4 separate regions of the Homo sapiens genome follow, and all the other regions are linked to region 2. The links are chromatin loops, found by intact Hi-C in ENCODE. Cell type or tissue: MCF 10A. All regions are shown on one strand. Region 1 has its middle 130 kb from the start of LINC02815. Region 2 has its middle 22 kb from the start of TMEM78. Region 3 holds the start of LOC124904539 (a long non-coding RNA gene). Region 4 has its middle 150 kb from the start of LINC02815.

Evidence for each region. A loop is a pair of places that touch in the nucleus more often than their neighbours do. Peaks named below come from ENCODE experiments on the same cell type or tissue, not always from the same donor. Only the 100,000 strongest peaks of a DNase experiment are listed, where the experiment ranks them.
Region 1: a loop joins it to region 2, with 11 times the contacts of the local background. A loop is called at or near these places in 5 of 110 quality-filtered maps.
Region 3: a loop joins it to region 2, with 8 times the contacts of the local background. A loop is called at or near these places in 4 of 110 quality-filtered maps.
Region 4: a loop joins it to region 2, with 4 times the contacts of the local background. A loop is called at or near these places in 8 of 110 quality-filtered maps.

What each region holds. Positions count from the first base shown.
Region 1 is chr1:229,017,886-229,022,885 of GRCh38, forward strand. No RefSeq gene overlaps it. Among named protein-coding and RNA genes, the nearest start is that of LINC02815, 130 kb to the right of the region's middle. In MCF 10A, no CTCF peak of the experiment used is centred here; a DNase peak (open chromatin) is centred at 2,196.
Region 2 is chr1:229,225,450-229,230,449 of GRCh38, forward strand. No RefSeq gene overlaps it. Among named protein-coding and RNA genes, the nearest start is that of TMEM78, 22 kb to the right of the region's middle. RefSeq lists enhancers at 1-14, 2,605-3,330. In MCF 10A, a CTCF peak has its summit at 2,204 (motif pointing left); DNase peaks (open chromatin) are centred at 192, 2,192, 3,852, 4,452 and 1 weaker place.
Region 3 is chr1:228,945,963-228,950,962 of GRCh38, forward strand. It overlaps LOC124904539 (a long non-coding RNA gene), which reads right to left and starts at 3,853. Exons shown (of 3, transcript XR_007066920.1): 1 at 3,620-3,853; 2 at 2,659-2,771. LOC105373143 (a long non-coding RNA gene) reads left to right here and starts at 2,680. Exons shown (of 3, transcript XR_949234.2): 1 at 2,680-2,820. In MCF 10A, no CTCF peak of the experiment used is centred here; no DNase peak of the experiment used is centred here.
Region 4 is chr1:229,004,431-229,009,430 of GRCh38, forward strand. No RefSeq gene overlaps it. Among named protein-coding and RNA genes, the nearest start is that of LINC02815, 150 kb to the right of the region's middle. In MCF 10A, no CTCF peak of the experiment used is centred here; a DNase peak (open chromatin) is centred at 2,251.

The DNA.
Region 1 (5,000 bases), 210 kb before region 2:
TGGTAGAAATGCCCTCGGCTGGAATTTTCAGTGCCACAGCAAGTGGAGAGCCAGCATGATGGAGACTGGGCTGATGCAGGGGACTAGGGAGAGGCGGGAGCACCCACTGTGCAGGTAGCTGGATGCGACAAGCATGGTCTCACACTCCTCCTGCTTGCTCTGCGAGTGCCACTTGTGCTCGATTGAGCTGCCCTTCCCCAGGTCCCTCCATTTCTAGCTCCCGTTTGCCACTTAGCCACTCCCTGGCATATTTCAGGCCCTGTCTCAGTCTGCCCACAGCCAGGTCCCCACTACTACTTTGTGGGGACACTGCTGTTGCTCCTCCGTGGACAGAAGGCAATTCAGATGCCATCTCTGTGGCAGAGTGAGAGCTGCATGCCTCAGATCCCTGGGGAAGCCTCTCAGTGAGGCTGCAATTCCAGGTCACCATTTAGGGCTCCCATCCACAGCACTAACTGGCCGCCTTCTGAAAGATACTGAGTTTGGTCGTGTTAGAGCAACTTTTTTTTGAGGACCTCAAAGTGGCTTCATATCTCCATCTCCCTGCAGCCGATAACTTTTCTGGTAAGGCTTCAGAGGACAGAGATGGGGGCCCATCACAGAGACAGCCAGGCCTGTGGTGGTCCTGTCCTGGAGAAAAGGGTGCCTTCTGGCTCCCAGCTCTGCCTCCCAGATGGTGGCTGTCCCTTGTCCCAGTGGGCTCTGGCTCCCAAATGCTGAGCTCTGATGCAGCAGATGTGAATAAAGCCACAGACTGAGAGTGAATCTCTAACCGACACCTGTGCATGATCACTAGAAGGAGGCTCAGAGGAGACAGCCTTTCCCAGCAGGCAAAAGGAGACAAAGAGATGACTTTTCCATATGAGAATTATTTTCTGTGATTTAATATGACTCATTTATTGACTGCTTTCAAAACCCTGTGTTGCTGTGGTTGCAAAGGGAGAATGGTCACTGTCTTAGTCCATTCCAGCTGCTATAACAAAATGCCTTGGGCTGGGCATCTTCCAAGACACAGAAACTCCTTCCTCACTGCTGTGGAGGCTGGAACTCCATGAAGAAGGTGCCAAAGATTCCGTGTCTGGTGAGGGCTCATTTTCTGGTCCACAGACGGCACCTTCTTTCTGTGTCCTCACATGGTGGAAGGGATGAGGGAGCTCTCTGGGATCTCTTTTATAAGGCCACTCATCCAACTCATGAGGGCCCCACCCTCATGGGCTAATCACCTCCCAAAGGCCCCAACTCCAAATATCATCACATTGGAGGTTAAAATTTCAAAATATGAATGTTGGGGTGAGGGGGGGACAAACATTCAGACCATAGCAGTCCCCTTAACTTGTTTGTTTCTCTCACTTCCTTTCTTTGAAAGAAAGTTCCAATACACTGAGTGCTTCCCAAGAGCTCTCACACATAATCACACCATGCCTGCCATCCACTCTCTTAAGTACTACTGGTTTTCTTTACAACATTGATGGGGGAGAGAAGCTGGATTATGGAAGAAACTTTTACTTGTTTGTCTAGAAAATGTAAAAGAAGATAACAACAATTTTGAGCAACGGGAAAATGTAAATTTCTAAAAATCTTATCCAAGTGCTGGCAAGAAGAGGAACAGGGATTTATCTCTCCTCTCTGTCTGTCCCTGGAGCCCATGTTTTGTCCCCGCACCTCACCACCTCTTGCTCATTCTCCCTCTCAAACCCCTACCTGGAAACACGTGGCAATAATCTCAATTATGATAGCAGTGCAGAAGGAGGATCCCTATTTTACTGATGAGGTAAATGAATAACCTGTCCAAGGACAGAAACAAATAGGAAGCAGGCTAGGATGCAAACCTGGTCCCTGAGTGCATGACATCAGCCCAGCATGACCAGGGCAGTCCTAAGTCCTTCACCAGCCTGCCTGAATGGACAAATAAGTGTTCCCCTCCCAGCTCCACCACTGGGGACCTGACCCCTTCCCCGTCCTGCCTTCTTGGGATATCTGAGGACCAGAGAGGTAGCTCTCGAGACAAGGGCCGGAGGCAGCAAAAGGAAAGGGCGACATGGCCCGCTCTCACACTATCCACCCAGCACACACTGACTGTCTGAGAGCTGAACCCTCAGACTAAGGCACTCCCCCACTTTCACTTTGACAGGAGTTCTCTGCTCCTGCTGGCTCTTCTAGTTTTCTTGGCATTCTAGTCTTGCCAGGTGGCAGCACTTTGCTGAAACACTTGTGCAATCTCTATTCTTGAGCCGGTTCCGTGAAGAGCTAGCCTTGCCAGGCAGGCTAGCCAGGCGGGAAGGAGGACAGCCCCACCCTGTGCATCCTGAACCCACCAGCCTGGGACCAGGGGTAGTCCAGGCATGCTTGAGGTCATTCCTCAGTTTCCTACCCATCAGCCATGATCTCTCTCTGGCATTTCCACATCATTTGTATCCTTGTGTTTCTGCACCATCCTCTAATTATTTTTTCTAAATTCCTCTGGAAGAGGATTTGTGAACATTGCTATATCCCTAGTTCTAAGAATACATGAATTGTAACTAAAAAGAATTTATTAATTCCCAATTTACAAAGTGCTTTTCATAGATTGCCATTGTGCTGGTAATTCCTTTCCATTACTCTCCTGATTGTCCTCTAAATGTGCTAGCTAGCTCTTTCTCCTTCTGATTGGTCCTCAGTGAGCCATGGTTACATCAGGCCAGGGTTCCATCCAGTGGAGCTCCCAGTTGGGCAGTGGTGGGCACAGCGAGCCCAACTAGTCTGGTTGAATCCAGAGTCGAAGTTCTCCACCCTCCACTTGGGCCACCCACTGGGGACGGAGCATAAAGGGGTATGCCCTTATTTTCTTTTGTTTTTTTTTTTAACTCATTATTATGGAAAATTTCAAATATATATAAAATTACAGACAATATTTAATAATCCAACATATCCATTACCTGGTTTTAATAATTATCAACACATGGCAGACAGTATTTTGTCTATACACCCAGCAATTAACTGCTGCCTACCCTGACTATGGTATAACAAATACTAGTATGAACAAATATCATATCATTGCATATCTAAGTATTTCAATTGATAAGGGCTGTTTTTAAAAATATATGATTATGATAACATCATTCTTACTTTTTAAGAAATTAATGTTAGTCCTTAGTCTCATAATATACCCAGCCAGTGTTTGCATTTTCCCAATTGTCTTGTAATTTGTACTTCATTTGTTTGACTCTGGATTTAATAAGAGATTCATATACTGAGATTGGTTGATTTGTCTCTGAAGTTTCTTTCTATCTACATATTCTATAAATCCTCCTTCTTCTTCTTCTTTCTTCCTCTTCCTCTTCCTCCTCCTCCTCCTCTTCCTCCTCTTCCTCTTCCTCTTCCTCTTCTTCTTCTTCTTCTTGTTCTTGTTCTTCTTCTTCAATACAGTTTCATTCTGTCCCCCAGGCTGGAGTGCAGTGGCACAATCACGGCTCACTGCAGCCTCAACCTCCTGGGCTCAAGCAATCTTCCCACCTCAGGCTCCCAAACAGCCAGGACTACAGGTGGGTGCCACTATGCCCAGTGAATTTTTTTTTAATTTTTAGTAGAGATGAGGTCTCATTATGTGGCCCAGGCTGAACTCCTGAGCTCGAGCGATCCCGCCACCTCAGCTTCCCAAAGTGCTAGGATTACAGGCATGGGCACCTACACTTGGCCTTTTTTTCTTTACAAATTCTTATTGGAGAAGAAACCAGGTCATTTGTCCTGCAGTTTCCCCCAGTCTGGACTTGCTGCTATGTTCTTATGGTGTCATTTAACATGTCCCTCTGACCCTTGGATTTTTTTAAAAAGTGGAAATTAGATCTAAAGGACCTAGATCACATTGAGGGTTGATTTTCTTTTCCTAGGCGTGTGTTTCCATCAGGAATGACCTTGACTCTTAGGACCCTTGAATGGAAGATACTTCAGAGAATATGACTCCATCCAGGGCAAGGGTATTTGGTGGGAATATCAAAGGGAAATTCCCAGTGAGAGAAGAAGGACACTGGGGGTAAGACTGAAAAGTCTAAACTCTGTCTACCTCTGAGGCTGGCCCCTGTGACAACCACAAGTTGACCTGAAGCAGGCTGAAGTAGACTGTGTGATGTATTTTAACTTAAGTAATAGCAATTTTAGGATGTAAAGGCATCTCGTGTTGAGGCAACAGGAGGCCAACTTTATACATATTTGTATCTTGCCACAAACCCAGCATCATGCCAGGTGAGAAGCAAAGAAGATATCCCGATCTGATTTATTAGAGGCCTGTTTCACATCTCAATGTGACGTTTGTGGATGCTACTATCAAAATTTTTGTCCACATGTGTTTGTAAATATACACTCACAGACAACTTGTGACTTAGAGGGACACCGTGGAGTCTCACAGGCTTTAGCATTAGAGGGATATGGGTTCAAATCTAGCTTCTGCCACCCTCTAGCTGAGTAACTGTAGACAAAAGCTTTGGTCTCCTTGTCAGAAAAATTGGGATATTGTATCATTATTTACCTTATGGGTTGTGAATTTTAGAGAAAATTAGTATAAAATGCCTAGTATAGTGCTCTCAATAAATGCACACATGCTATCACTGTCTCAGGCAGTAGGTTCTATTGAATCACATTCTTCTACAACTGGAAAACAGCAATGTAGATGATCTCCTAGGGGTTGGGAGGGGATGATCTGTGAAAGTGTTGGAGCCATCTAGACACACTGAGTGGAGATGTAATTTGAGCCTGGGAGAGAATTCTCAAGTCAGTTCAAAGGGCTATAATTTCATTAATTCAAAATCCCACTTAAGTTGGGGAAAATGAGGTCCTAGGAGAGAAGCCAGATGTCAAGGACAAGCCCAGTTAGTGGATGAACTTTTTTGTAGCCAGCTGCCTCCCCAGGGCTCCCTGAACAAAGCATGCATTGTAGCTGCTGCGTGGGCCCCATGGCAGGAGGAGTACCCGGGAGCCAGAGCCTGGTGCATGGGGAGGAGGCGGGCCAGGGCCGCAGGGAGAGGCTT
Region 2 (5,000 bases):
TGATCCCAGTGATGGCGTGACCAGGTCTCCCCTAGGAAATGGGTTCTTTTGAACTTTTCAGAGGTATGAAGGAAAGCCTCCCTTTTTATGAGTTCTGCTGCAGGCAGAGGAAGTGGCTGTGTGCAGAGGAGAGCAATTAGAGGCAAAGGTCGGCAAACTGCTCACCAGGCAGGGCATGCTGCAGCCTGTCGGGGATGGATGGGGTGTGGGCCAAGGCTCTAGTGCCCTCCTGCTGTGGGATCTGGGTGCGGGGAGGAGCTCCTGGACAAAGGCAGGAAGCCACTTCAAGGTATCCCCATTTGGGATGAATCCACTTTGACCCCACTTGCCACAGTACTCTGGAAGACAGTGGCTTGGTCCAGCTCCCCATTCATCCAGTGTTGTTAGGAATGTCTAAGCAGGCCAGGCACGGTGGCTGACGCCTATAATCCCAGCACTTTGGGAGGTCAAGGTGGGCAGATCACCTGAGGTCAGGAGTTCGAGACCAGCCTGACCAACATGGAGAAACCCCAACTCTACTAAAAATACAAAAAATTAGCCAGGCATGGTGGCACATGCCTGTAATCCCAGCTACTCGGGAGGCTGAGGCAGGAGAATTGCTTGAACCCGGGAGGCAGAGGTTGCGGTGAGCTGAGATGACGCCATTGCACTCCAGTCTGGGCAACCAGAGCAAAACTCTGCACCAAAAAAAAAAAAAGAAAAAAGAAAAGAAAAAGAAAAGAAAAGAAAGAAACTTCTAAGTAGCCCATATCTAATCTGGTGGTGGGAGATAGTTAGTTCTTTTTTTCCCCAGCAATTCTGCGTCCCAAAGTGCCCTATCACATCCTAGAGCCACACAGCTCTCCTGCGGGGATCTAGACCAAGATTAACACATGACGTGCTGCATCCCACAAGGTGGACACCCCTTCCAGTGTGCCCAGGATTGAGTGGCTTCCTGGGATGCAGGACTTTCAGGGCTAAAGCCAGAACAAACTGGTCCCCTACCCACATGACCCTTATCCCTCCAGAAAGAGACCCAGGCCTTCAAAGGAAACAAACTAAGCTACCCCTGTGGACAGAAGGCACCTAGACCAGCCCCCCAGTTGGAAGACAGACCCAGCATCATTTGAAGATTAGAGGTGTGGAACCTTCCAGACTAGTCCCCAACCAAACCACTGGTGCCAATCCAGGCCTGAATGGTCCCCTAAGCCAGGCTGAGCCGAGCCTGGGCACTGAGCTGTACCCTCCTCTGAGCCAGCTGAGGTTGTGTCCCCATCCCACCCACCCACCCTCTCTGGGATCCCAGGTCCCTAGAGCAACTCTTGTCACATCTGACCAGGTAGGTGCCTGGGTATGGTGAGGATGCACACCATCCAGGGTGATGCCCACATGGCACTGCCAGTTCTGTGCATCGGGCTATGAAGAACACTCTCGTGGGGTTTATTTTTGCTGACATCTCTTAGCCCTGGTAGGGTGGAGTGGGGTTGGGGATGGGTGCAGTGTGAGCAAATTGTGGCTAATTTTGCTTCTGCTGACCAAGAGACTAGATGAGGTTTATAGAATGCACGTAAAAAGCTGAGGGAAGTGGAATGGGGTTTCCACTGGCCTTCTTTTCACCCTGTGGGTGGCTCAGCCTCCCCTCTGTATATCCCAGCCCTATGCCTACAGAGGCTCCCTTGTACCCACAGGCGTTGGTCTCAGGCCTGGATACAGGGAAATGAAGAGCATGGAGAAAAAGTGAGCAGGAAGGGAGAAGAAAAGGAGGTGGATGGGTAAGGAGAGAAAAGACAGGGCCCCAAACTTGCCTCAGTGCCCTGAGTAAAGATGCTTACCAATTCCTAAATACCGCAGTGGCTAAGAGCTCTACATCTATCAGCCACATGCTGACTCCTCCAACAACTCTAGAAGCCAGGCTGGCTTCTGTCCCATTTTTACATAAAAAGAAACTGCCTCAGAGAAGCTGAGCAATTTACCCACAGTAACACAGCAGTCAGTCTCATCACAGGGAGGCGTGACTGCAAAGCTCTCAGCAGCGATAATATACAGCTTTCTGTCTTTTAAACTTCTATTTGTAGAAGTACACGGTGAATCTCCATGCCAAGGAAGCTTTCTATCATCCTAACTGAAAGACCTACAGGCACCGAACTCATTAACAGAAGTACCTGGGGAGTCAGAACCCCTCGCCTGAGTGCTGGGAACGGCTGATGCGCGCCCCCTGCCGGCTGTTCCGAAAACAATCAAATAACGTGAGGCTGGCAGCCTGGACCGGGATGCTTCACAAAGAAACGAGAAAACGGCAGCCATGCTGAGACTGTTCTGGATTTGGAATATGCAATTCTGGAGACAAGAGAGAAAAGAGAGGAGTAATTCAAAACGGCTAGTTCCCTAGAGGAATGTTTGAGAGAGTGGTTGTAAAATGCAAATGGCCTTTCAGCTTGAAAATTTGCAGTGGCAGGTAGATTCACACAACCTGAATTCAGAATACAAAGAAAAGGCAAGAAATGAGATGTAATCCTTGACTAAAAATAAAAACAATCACAAAAGCCATACATAGATATATAGAAAATGTTGACAAAAACAATATTTGAGTGCTTACTATGAGCCAAGTACCATTCTAAGAGCTTTGCCTTTATTATCTCATCTAAGCTTCATAGCAATTCTATGAAATAATACTGATTTATCAGATGTGGAAAATAGGGCATACAGATGTAAAGCAACTTGTATAAGGCCAAACAGCTAGAAAGTAGCAGTACTTTACAGGGATAGATACAGTAAACAAAAGGCAGGTGGAAGAGGGATTACAGGTTGCTCTTATCCAGAGTGGTTGCAGCCAGGTGCAGTAGCATGTGCCTGTAACCCCAGCTACTTGAGAGGCTGAGACAGGAGGACCTTTTGAGCTCAGGAGTTTGAATCCAGCCTGGGCAATATAGCTAGACGCCCTCCCCCTTCCCACCCCCCCGCCGCCGCCATATCTAAAAAATAAAAAATGTCAGGCGTGGTGGCTCACACCTGTAATCCCTACACTTTGGAAGGCCGAGACTGGAGAATTACTTGAGCCCAAGAATTCAAGACCAGCCTGGGCAACATAGCAAGACCTCTCCCCACCCCTATATGTACAAAAAAATTTTTAAAAATTAGCCAGGCATGGTGGTGCTCCTGTAGCCCCAGCTTCAGGAGACTGAGGGGGGAGAATCACTTGAGACCAGGAGGTTGAGGCTGCAGTGATCACGCCACTGCATTCAGCCTTGGTGACAGAGTGAGACCCTGTCTCAAAAATAAATAAATAAATAAATAAATAAATAAATAAATAAAAATGCTTGAGACCAGAAATGTTTCCAATTCGGGAATTTTTTGGAATATATAAGATATATTCCAAAGTCAACATTTTTAAAAAGATATATAATGAGGTATCTTGAAGATGAACCCCAAATCTTAAGACAAAATTCATTTATGTTTTATATATAAACCCTTATAAACACAGCTTCCAAGTAATTTTATGCAATATTTTTAATAATGTTGTGCATGACAAAGTCTTGAATGTGTTTTGACTGTGATCTGTCACGTGAAGTTAAGTGTGGAATTTTCTACTTGTGGCATCATATTGCTGCTCAAAAAGCTTTGGATTTTAAAGCATTTTTGATTTTGGATTTTCGGATTAGGGATACTCCACCTGCCTAGACTGCGGGAACAAATATGCCGGCTTCCCACGCGTGGGAAGTGATAGTGTTTTCCAGGAGTGATGAGGTATTTGAGCTGCCTGTTGCTCCTTCCTTATTCCCATTCCCCTTGTAACCAAAACAAACAAACAAACCAGCTAGGCATGTGTAAGCCCGAAGGCTAAGGTTGCTCATGTCTGGCCACAGTAAAGAAGAAGCCCAACCAGCTCCCCCTCCCAGAACTGGAATTTCTGTCCCCTGTACCATGAAAACATCTCACCTCCTGAGCTGAGTAGCCACAGAGACAAAGAGGGTAAGGAAGGGAAAGAACCTTAGGCTTGGGGCTGTTTCCTATACCTGTGGTTTTTAAAAGGAATCTGGCATTCCTAGGCAGACAAGAATGCAAACTGGCCAAGGTACAGAGACACCTGAATCCTGTTCCTCAGACCCAGAGAGACGCTGGGAGGTCATATTTCCTGCTTTGTTTTCTGCTGTAAGATTCCGCTGTAACTCCTTGCCTAACAGAAGTGGGTGAGTGAAGGCAGCAACGTTTCCTACAGCGGACCTCCGTGTGACTCCAGCTCCTCCCTAAAACATAAAGCCTGCTAGAGCATGGGGCTGAAGAGAGTGAAGAGAAATCACTGCGTGGCTTTGGGTGTCAGTGGCAGGTGTTCTTACTGTATAGAGGGGAGCTGAAGACTCCCTGGACGCAAGTCTCCACCCCAGTTAGAGGGAGGAGTTGGTAAACTGGGGGAGGCGGCAGAGAAAAAGTTTCAACCTCAACACTGAAAAACAGCCTGGGGATCTTGGCAGGGTTTTAGCCCTCACATCTGCCTTCGAATGAGGGACTTCCAGCTGACCTCTGACAGTGTCCTCCAGTATTATGCAAGGGCAGAGTTAAGCTTTTGGCAGCAGGCAGGAGCACAGAAGTGCCAGGGACATTCTGTTAACAAAGCACAAAGGGTAGAAGGAAGGAACAAGCCATTCTTGTCCACTGTGCAGACTGAGCTCCATTGTGTTGATCCAACATGACAGAATTTGTTTCATTAAAGACTCCCTCCTCACCACCACTGTCAAAGCCAAATCCCTCCAAAAGCCAGAACCCAAGCCCCAATGTGCTGCAAGGATTCTGCAGCTCTGCAGTCAGTGGGTGAAGCCCAAAGCTCCAGCGAAAACCCAACTGCCCAGATCTGCAAGCTGTGGGGAGGGCAGGCCATTTGGCCGTAACCCACCCACTCAAGGGATCGCTCCTTTCCACTTGTCTGGGCAGAGTGGGAAGGAGAGCCTCCAGAAACCGGCGGGGAGGAAGTTTGCTGGGGCTCCACTGTGTCACTGATTTATGGAAGCCTTTCAGGGCCAGAATGA
Region 3 (5,000 bases), 280 kb before region 2:
AGATGACAGGCTCTTCTTAACAACCAGCTCTGGGGGAGAGGGGAGACTAACAAAAGCCAGAATTCATTCACCTCTCCCTCCCCTCCAGCCAGGGAGGACATTAATCTATTCATGGGAGATCCACCCCTGTGACTCAAACACCTCCCATTAGGCCCCGCCTCCAACATTGGGAATTAAATTTCAACATGAGGTTTGGGGAACAAATATCCAAACTATAGCAGCATGGCATTAGATGGCTGAGGCTACCCGATAAACACGCTTTGGGATTCCTCCTCACCCTCTCTCTGGAGAAAGCCTCTGACATATCATGGTGACACTCAAACAAACTGGAGAGCTCAAGAGGTGAGGAAGCGAGGCCTCCAGGGAACTTCGTGGCGACACATCATCTTGGAAATGGATCCTCCAACTCTGGCCTACATCTTGTCTACAACCTCATGAGAGACCCTGAGCTAAGTCATTTTTGAACTCCTGACCGAAAGACATTGTGAGATAATAAACTGTCGTTGTGTATATCACCAAGTATTGGGATAATTTGTCTTATAGCAATATATAACTAACACAATGGAAAAGGAATTAGATCCAGAAGTTTCGAAATTAAAAAGGTTACTTCTAGTGGTGCTGCCATTGCATTTTACCTTGCTAGTGGAAGTCTTTAGACCTCTTTCCCTATAATCTCCAATACTTCCCAAAGCTAACCCAAATAAACATGAGATATCAGTTTTAAAAAATCAGTGGACTCACTATGAAACAATAAATTCAAGATAAATTCCTGAATACGCTTTCCCAACCAAAGTTATTACCCTAAATCTCTCCTTGACAGAAATTCCAAAATTATTACCAATAACTTCAAAAATTACAGTTCCCAAATAGTGAGGAGACTGTTGCTAGCCCTTTGTCTTTATCTCAATAGGAGAAAGATTTTTAAATGCAGTGGATGTTGTGGACCATGAGAAGATTATCTTCTATAACAAAAATATATGTATGTATAATTTCTATTCATCATTTGTTAAGCTCCAGTGAAATGCAAAATACTTTTTCAAGCAAATAGCAAGTCTCAGTAAATACCTGCTATAAGCTCAAGATCAGAGCGGAGGAAACCCAAATGTGATATAAGCTCAGTTCTCACCTTCTAGGAGCTTAACATTTAGCTGGCGAGATCAGACATGCATGAAACAAATTGGAAAAATACAAAATGAAATTTAAGTGGTAATGGAATGTAGGGAAGAAAAAATAATTTCCTCTCTACTCTTTATAGTTCTTAGTTAGGATGGACCCCTGTAACAACAGATAGCCTAACGAGGGAAAAACAAATACAACTTTATTAACACATATAGCTCATGTATGCATGGGAGCTACCCAGAGAAAAAGAGTAAATCACAAAGAGGTGGCTGTGAGTTCAGGTTTAAATATGATTTTCAACTGAAACAAAGAAAGAAGGTGCCATGGTTTGAATGGCCACTCTGTCAGGCTTCTGAGCCCAAGCCAAGCCATCGCATCCCCTGTGACTTGCCCATATACGCAAAGATGGCCTGAAGTAACTGAAGAATCCCAAAAGAAGTGAAAAGGCCCTGCCCCTCCTTAACTGATGACATTCCACCATTGTGATTTGTTCCTGCCCCACCTTAACTGAGTGATTAACCCTGTGAATTTCCTTCTCCTGGCTCAGAAGCTCCCCCACTGAGCACCTTGTGACCCTCGCCCCTGCCCACCAGAGAACAACCCCCTTTGACTGTAATTTTCCATTACCTTCCCAAATCCTATAAAACGGCCCCACCCCTATCTCCCTTCGCTGACTCTCTTTTTGGACTCAGCCCGCCTGCACCCAGGTGAAATAAACAGCCATGTTGCTCCCACAAAGCCTGTTTGGTGGTCTCTTCACACGGACATGCATGAAATTTGGTGCTATGACTCGGATCAGGGGACCTCCCTTGGGAGATCAATCCCCTGTCCTCTTGTTCTTTGCTCCATGAGAAAGATCCACTTATGACCTCAGGTCCTCAGACCGACCAGCCCAAGAAACATCTCACCAATTTCAAATCCGGTAAGCGGCCTCTTTTTATTCTCTTCTCCAACTTCCCTCACTATCCCTCAACCTCTTTCTCCTTTCAATCTTGGCGCCACACTTCAATCTCTCCCTTCTCTTAATTTCAATTCCTTTATCCCAAATCAGATAGCGTTTAGGCTCCTTTTCATCAAATATAAAAATCCAGCCCAGTTCATGGCTCATTTGGCAGCAACCCTGAGATGCTTTACAGCCCTAGACCCTAAAACGTCAAAAGGCCGTCTTATTCTCAATATACATTTTGTTACCCAATCTACTCCCGACATTAAATAAAACTCCAAAAATTACAATCTGGCCCTCAAACCCCACAACAGGACTTAATTAACCTCACCTTCAAGGTGTACAATAATAGAAAAAATTTGCAATTCCTTGCCTCCACTGTGAGACAAACCCCAGCCACATCTCCAGCACACAAGAACTTCCAAACACCTGAACCGCAGCGGTCAGGCGTTCCTCCAGAATCTCCTCCCCCAGGAGCTTGCTACAAGTGCCAAAAATCTGGCCACCGGGCCAAGGAATGCCCGCAGCCTGGGATTCCTCCTAAGGCGTGTCCCATCTGTGCGGGACCCCACTGAAAATCAGACTGTTCAACTCACCTGGTAGCCACTTCCAAAGCCCCTGGAACTCTGGCCCAAGGCTCTCTGACTCCTTCCCAGATCTTCTCAGCTTAGCGGCTGAAGACTGACGCTGCCCGATCGCCTTGGAAGCCCTGTAGACAATTACAGATGCCGAGCTTCGGGTAACTCTCAGAGTGGAGGGTAAGTCCGTCCCCTTCTTAATCAATACGGAGGCTACCCACTCCACATTACCTTCTTTTCAAGGGCCTGTTTCCCTTGCCTCCATAACTGTTGTGGGTATTGACGGCCAGGCTTCTAAACCTCTTAAAACTCCCCAACTCTGGTGCCAACTTAGACAATACTCTTTTAAGCACTCCTTTTTAGTTATCCCCACCTGCCCAGTTCCCTTATTAGGATGAGACACTTTAACTAAAGTATCTGCTTCCCTGACTATTCCTGGACTACAGCTGCATCTCATTGCCACCCTTTTTCCCAATCCAAAGCCTCCTTTGTATTCTCCTCTTGAATCCCCCCACCTTAACCCACAAGTATAAGATACCTCTCCTCCCTCCTTGGCGACCGATCATGCACCCCTTACTATCTCATTAAAACCTAATCCCCCTTACCCCGCTCAATGCCAAGATCCCATCCCACAGCACTCTTTAAAATGATTAAAGCCTGTTATCACTCGCCTGCTACAGCATGGCCTTTTAAAGCCTATGAACTCTCCTTACCATTCCCCTATTTTACCTGTCCTAAAACTGGACAAGGCTTACGAGTTAGTTCAGAATCTTAGCCTTATCAACCAAATTGTTTTGCCTATCCACCCCGTGGTGCCAAACCCATATACTCTCCTATCCTCAATACCTCACTCTACTACCCATTATTTTGTTCTGGGTCTCACACATGCTTTCTTTACTATTCCTTTGCACCCTTCATCCAAGCCTCTCTTTGCTTTCACTTAGACTGACCCTGACACCCATTAGGCTCAGCAAATTACCTGGGCTGTACTGCCACAGGGCTTCACAGACAGCCCCCATTACTTCAGTCAAGCCCAAATTTCATCCTCATCTGTTACCTATCTCGGCATAATTCTCATAAAAACACAAGTGCTCTCCCTGCTGACCGTGTCCGATTAATCTTCCAAACCTCAATCCTTTACAAAACAACAACTCCTTTCCTTCCTAGGCATGGTTAGTGCAGTCAGAATTCTTACACAAGAGCCAGGACCGCACCCTGTAGGCTTTCTGTCGAAACAACTTGACCTTACTGTTTTAGCCTCGCCCTCATGTCTGCGTGCAGTGGCTGCCGCTGCTTTAATACTTTTAGAGGCCCTCAAAATCACAAACTATGCTCAACTCACTCTCTACAGTTCTCATAACTTCCAAAGTCTATTTTCTTCCTCATACCTGACGCATATAATTTCTGCTCCCCAGCTCCTTCAGCTGTACTCACTCTTTGTTAAGTCCCACAGTTACCACTGTTCCTGCCCCAGACTTCAATCCGGCCTCCCACATTATTCCAGATACCACACCTGACCCTCATGACTGCATCTCTCTGATCCACCTGATGTTCATCCTATTTCCCTACATTTCCTTCTTCCCTGTTTCTCACCCTGATCACGCTTGATTTATTGATGCCAGTTCCACCAGGCCTGATCACCACACACCAGCAAAGGCAGGCTATGCTATAGTACAAGCCACTAGCCTGCCTCTTAGAACCTTTCATTTCCTTTCCATCGTAGAAATCTATCCTCAAGGAAATAACTTCTCAGTGTTCCATCTGCTATTCTATCTGCTATTCTACTACTCCTCAAGGATTATTCAGGCCCCCTCCCTTCCCTACACATCAAGCTCAAGGATTTGCCCCCGCCCAGGACTGGCAAATTAGCTTTACTCAACATGCCCTGAGTCACAAAAACTAAAATACCTCTTAGTCTAAGTAGACACCTTCACTAGATAGGTAGAGGCGTTTCCTACAGGGTCTGAGAAGGCCACCGCAGTCATTTCTTCCCTTCTGTCAGACACAATTCCTTAGTTTAGCCTTCCCACCTCTATGTAGTCTGATAACAGACCAGCCTTTATTAGTCAAATCAGCCAAGCATTTTTTCAGGCTCTTAGTATTCAGTGACAGACTAATGGTCTATTAAAAACACACCTCACCAAACTCAGCCACCAACTTAAAAAGGACTGGACAATACTTTTATCACTTTCCCTTCTCAGAAGTCAGACCTGTCCTCAAAATGCTACAAGGTACAGCCCATTTAAACTCCTGTATAGACGCTCCTTTTTATTAGGCCCCAATCTCATTCCAGACACCAGACCAACTTAGACTGTGCCCCCAAATAACTTGTCATCCCTACTATCTTCTGTCTAGTCATA
Region 4 (5,000 bases), 220 kb before region 2:
TGAGAGAGATAAGGAAGGCTGGGGTAAAACAGCGCTTCTCTGCTTTTTACCTCTGCTTCTCCATGAGATAGAGGGTAATGGCGTTTTGTTCCTTCCACAAGTGACGCACTTTCAAGATGGAAGAAGATACACTGTGAATAGACATCGGGACACCCTTGGCTGTTCTGTGCTTCCCCGGCCCACCTGGGGAAGCCAGAGGTCTCTGTCCCTTGGCTGCTCATGTAAAGAGGTCCCTTGGCCTGGCTTGGGGCAGAGATTCTCTGCAGAAGTGGGCAGAACACAGACGTGAGGGGTACGCGTAGGAGGATTCGTTCACACACCTGTTACTGCTCGATTCAGCTGCTTTTGTCCATCGCATCAAGACCCTGTAGGAGCAAGTTCTAAAGACTTGAAAGCTAACACCAGTGTCTTTTCTTTCTTTCTTTCTTTTTTGAGACAAGGTCTCACTCTGTTGCTCAGGCTGGAGTGCAGTGGTGTGATCACGGCTCACTGTAGCCTCAACTTCCTGGGCTCAAACAATCCTCCCGCCTCAGCCTCCCAAGTAGCTGAGTGAAAACACACCACCAACCCTGGCTGATTTTTTATGCTTTTCTAGAGACGGGGTTTTGCCATGTTGCCCAGGCTGGCCTCCCATAGTGCTGGGATTGCAGGTGTGAGCCACCACGCCCTTCTTGCCAGTGTTTTCTCAAATTCCTTACATCTGTTTTGGCTTCAGAGTCCCTTCAGACCTTCTGCCAGGGAGTGTAAAGTGCCCCCTAACCCTCCTTTGCACTGGCCATGGGTCCTGCTGTACTTTCAGAATGCTGCCCAAGCATAGTGCCTGCGCCTCAGGGACCTGCAGGATGTGCATGTGTGAGTGTGTACGGCCTGTGTGCCAGTGTGTTTGGTGTGTGTGTGTGATGTGTGAGAGGATGTGTGGTGTGAAGGGTGTGATGGTGTGAGTGTGAGAGTGTGTGTGAGTGTGTACATGAGGCTAACAATGACTGCACACTTCCTCTGTATCTGACACATCCCTAGGGTTTTCGCACACATGACTTCATTTTGTCCTTACACAAGCCTGTCAAGCATGCATTATTCTCATGTCATAGAGAAGGAAACCGAGAATTACAGGGACTTCTAACTTACCCAAGATCACACAGCTGTTAAATAGGCAATAGTACCTGGCTTTGTCTGTCCAATTCCTAAGCCAAGATTCTTTCCCCAGTGTGTGTCCTCCTACCAGCGAACTCAGCTAACAATGTGTGGAAATGTGTGTCCCATTTCAATCAACAACTACAGCTGCCTCCGATGTGGGACACACACCACCACAGCCAAGAGTGGAGCGGGGAGTGGGACGTCCTTGGTCCCGGGTCCCGCCATTGGGAGGCAGAAGCTGGAGGAAGAGCAAAGGGTGCCCCCCTCACCCCCAACCCTCCTGCCTTGATGCCCTAGGGCAGGGTTGTCTGCAATATGTTTTTCCCACAGGCCTTAGTTCTGTAAGATGAAGAAGTTTTCAGTGAGAAAAAAGAAACCCTCGATCCAATAAAAAAAAACTTGAGGAAAATGCTAATTTAGACAAACAGGATTTTGTGTCCGAGTGTGTTTTATTTTGTTTTGATTTTATCGCAGGGCTCTTCAAGTCTTTGTTACACTGGCATGCACTGTGATTTTCAGAGGAGCTTATAGAACGCAGTGCTTCCCAAACACAACAAATATCACAGGCAAGACTCTCAGATCAGGCGTTGGAAAACTCACCCTACACTGCTTCTGTCTTAAATCCCCTTTGCTGACTGTATTGCTTCATGTCAGCAATCCACATGGGTGGCCAGGTGGCTCTGAGAGAGCTCAGTGCCTTCTAGGGTCAAAGAGCTCATCTAGGCAGAAGGAAGTGGATGATGCTCACAGGCCCCTCTGGCAGGTTTTGGCCCTATGGCTGGCGAGCAGTGGAGGCATCGGCCAGGTAAGCGAGTTCTCCTCCTGGTCTCCACCTCCCCTCCTGTGTGGGCATGAGTTAGAACTAGTCTGTGCTGGAGAGGGTGGAATAGGAGGCTGGCTCTGGGTCACAAGAAAAGGATGACATTCCTTCACAATCCACATGAGATCCTTCCAGGGGAGGAGGACCAGAAAAACATTCTTATCATTATGATCAAGGTGACCCTATGTTTAGCCTCCTTGTGGTGTGGCTCGAGGAAACACAGATGATGAAAACGCGTTCTGCTCTGTGCGACACAATGGAGCTGATGCCTCCGTTGGCAACCTGCTGGAGCCATGACTCACGCAGAGGCATTTTGTAATTTGTCTTTGTATCCACAAAGCCTGTTATAGGCCTTGGTATATAGGTGGTGCATAATGAATATTTGGTGAGCAAAGGGAGCCAGGCAGTGTGTACTGGCTGGCATGCAAGGTGCTGTGGTCAGTCCCATCGAGCAATCCCCTGAGTGGAGAGGGCTGTCCGTCTCACATAGATCCACCCAGCTCTCCCAGGGAACCACTCACTCTGCCTTTAGCCAAAGGGAAGGGTCCATGGGGTTGGATATGTGTGATCCAGCATATTTCTTCAAAACTTACCCACTTCCATTGAAGCAGAAAAGTGTTCTCTCTTGTTTTAGAATGAGCAGAGGAAAAGTTAGGATGAGCTTGGAAAGAAAGAGGAGCAGCAGTTGCCTACCAAGAGTTTGCAACCAGGAATGGGAAAATCATGGCAGGCTATTTATTCATTTGTTTGTTTATTTTCTTAGAGATGGGGTCTCACTATGTTGCCCAGGCTGGACTCGAACTCCCGGTCTCAAGCGATCCTCCAGCTTCAGCCTTCCAAGTAAATATGGCAGGTTTTGAACCATCTTCCACAGTCCCTGAGCAGAAGACAGTGGCACTGAGCATCCCCAAAGCAGGAGACAAGCAGCCCCATGTGGACATAGCTCCTTGGGTTTCCTAGGGTCTCCTCGGCACTGGGGCCCAGAGGGCACAGCCCCTGTCCCCGCCTCATGTTGCTGTCTTGACTGGAAGCTGCCCCATCTCTTCTTTACCTGCCTGGACTTCCTTGTCCTGGGGAATGTCACCCATGTCAGATCCTCTGGGAGGGCACTGGCTCTTTGCTTGGTTTCAGATAAGCGGCCGTTGGCCCTGTGTATAAGAGGCACATGTGGCAGGATGAGAGGGAGACTGGTGGGAGGCAGCTGGAGGGACACAGACCCCGCAAACAGACAATAGGCTCAAATCGGGACTCCATAGCGCCCCGGTGGTGTCACCTTGGGTAGATTACTGAACTCACAAACTTCTGTTTCCACATCTGTGAGATGGGGATTTAGAACCTATTTCATGGAGTTGTCTCAGGAATGAATGAGAACATGCATGAGAAGCACTCAGTCAAGGCTCGGTCCCTTTAATACCTGGACGCTTTCACAGCCGCCCAGCCTGTGTGTCTCCGCAGACCACAGGCATGCGTCAGTCAGGTTGGGACATCTCTCATGGCCCATTTTCCTACCCTCAGCCCCAGTGGTCTTATCTTGCCTGAGGCGTCAATGCTGGAGCTGAAAGGCCAGTGGTGAACACTAAACCCGGAGCCGCACATTCAGGCCCTGACTGCAGTGAGCATTCACCAGGTACCCGAGTCTTGGCCAAGCCACTGACCTCACTTACAGAATTATGACCTGCTCTTCCAAAATCAGCTGAGATCATACATGCAAAGGTGCTTCTTAACTGTAAATTTCTAGTCATTTGTAATATCCTAAGACTGACATTTGCTTAGGGTCTCTCCCTGGCTTAACCCGTAAGTTGGGGAAGATATAAACATAAAAATCAATTGTAGATCTCTTAAAGGGCATAGCTCAGTTAAGAAATAAGAGCTTAGTAGGCTGGACGTGGTGGCTCATGCCTGTAATACCAGCACTTTGGGAGGCCAAGGCGGGTGGATCACGAGGTCACAAGCTCGAGACCAGCCTGGCCAACATGGTGAAACCCCATCTCTACTAAAAATACAAAAAATTAGCCAGGTGTTGTGGTGCACACCTGTAGTCCCAGCTACTCAGGAGGCTAAGGCAGAAGAATGGCTTGAATTTGGGAAGTGGAGCTTGCAGTGAGCCGAGATTACGCCACTGCACTCCAGCTTGGGCGACAGAGCGAGATTTTGTCTCAAAAAAAAAAAAAAGAGAGAAATAAGAGCTTAGCATTGGGAGTAGACATTTCAGCTGTCCTCAGGAACTGAAAACCTCAACAGAGAGATAAGACTCGAACAGAGAAACAGGTTTTTAAGAAGTGCCTAGGACAGAATAGCAAGACCAGCACACCCAGAGAAGAGAACATGTAGAACTGACATGGTCAGTGCCCACCTGAAAAAAAAGGTGGCATTTGAAATGGACCTTGAAGAATAGACTTCAGTCTGGGCTCAGTGGCTCACACCTTTAATCCCAGCAATTTGGGAGGCCAAGGGGGGAAGATGGCTTGAGCACAGTAGTTTGAGACCAGCCTGGGCAACACAGCCAGATTCCATCTCTATTAAAAAAACAAACAAACAAGCAAACAAAACAAAAACAAAAACAAAAAAAAACAGATAAATTAGCAGGGCATAGTGGCATGCACCTGTGGTCCCAGCTACTCAGGAGGCTGAGGTGGGAGGATTGCTTGAGCCTGGGAGACTGAGGCTGCAGTGAGCTGTTATCGCACTACAACACTCCAGCCTGAGTGACAGAGAATGACTCAAAAAAAAAAAAATAGGACTTAAGTGCCCAGGGACCCTACTTTCTTTAACATTTACTTCGTATGTTCTGATGAATTTCACATTTTTACAGGAGTGGGCTCCAATTTTTAATGAAATCTTGAGCCAAAGCCCCTAATATAAAACCACATGTTGACATTTCATTGGCACAAATTTATGCTACTTCAAATCTACAACAGTAGTTAAAAATTCAATTAAGAAATAAGACTGGGCCAGGTGTGGTGGCTCACACCTGTAATCCCAGCACTTTGGGAGGCCGAGGTGGGTGGATCACAAGGTCAGGAGTTCAAGACCATCCTGGCTAATA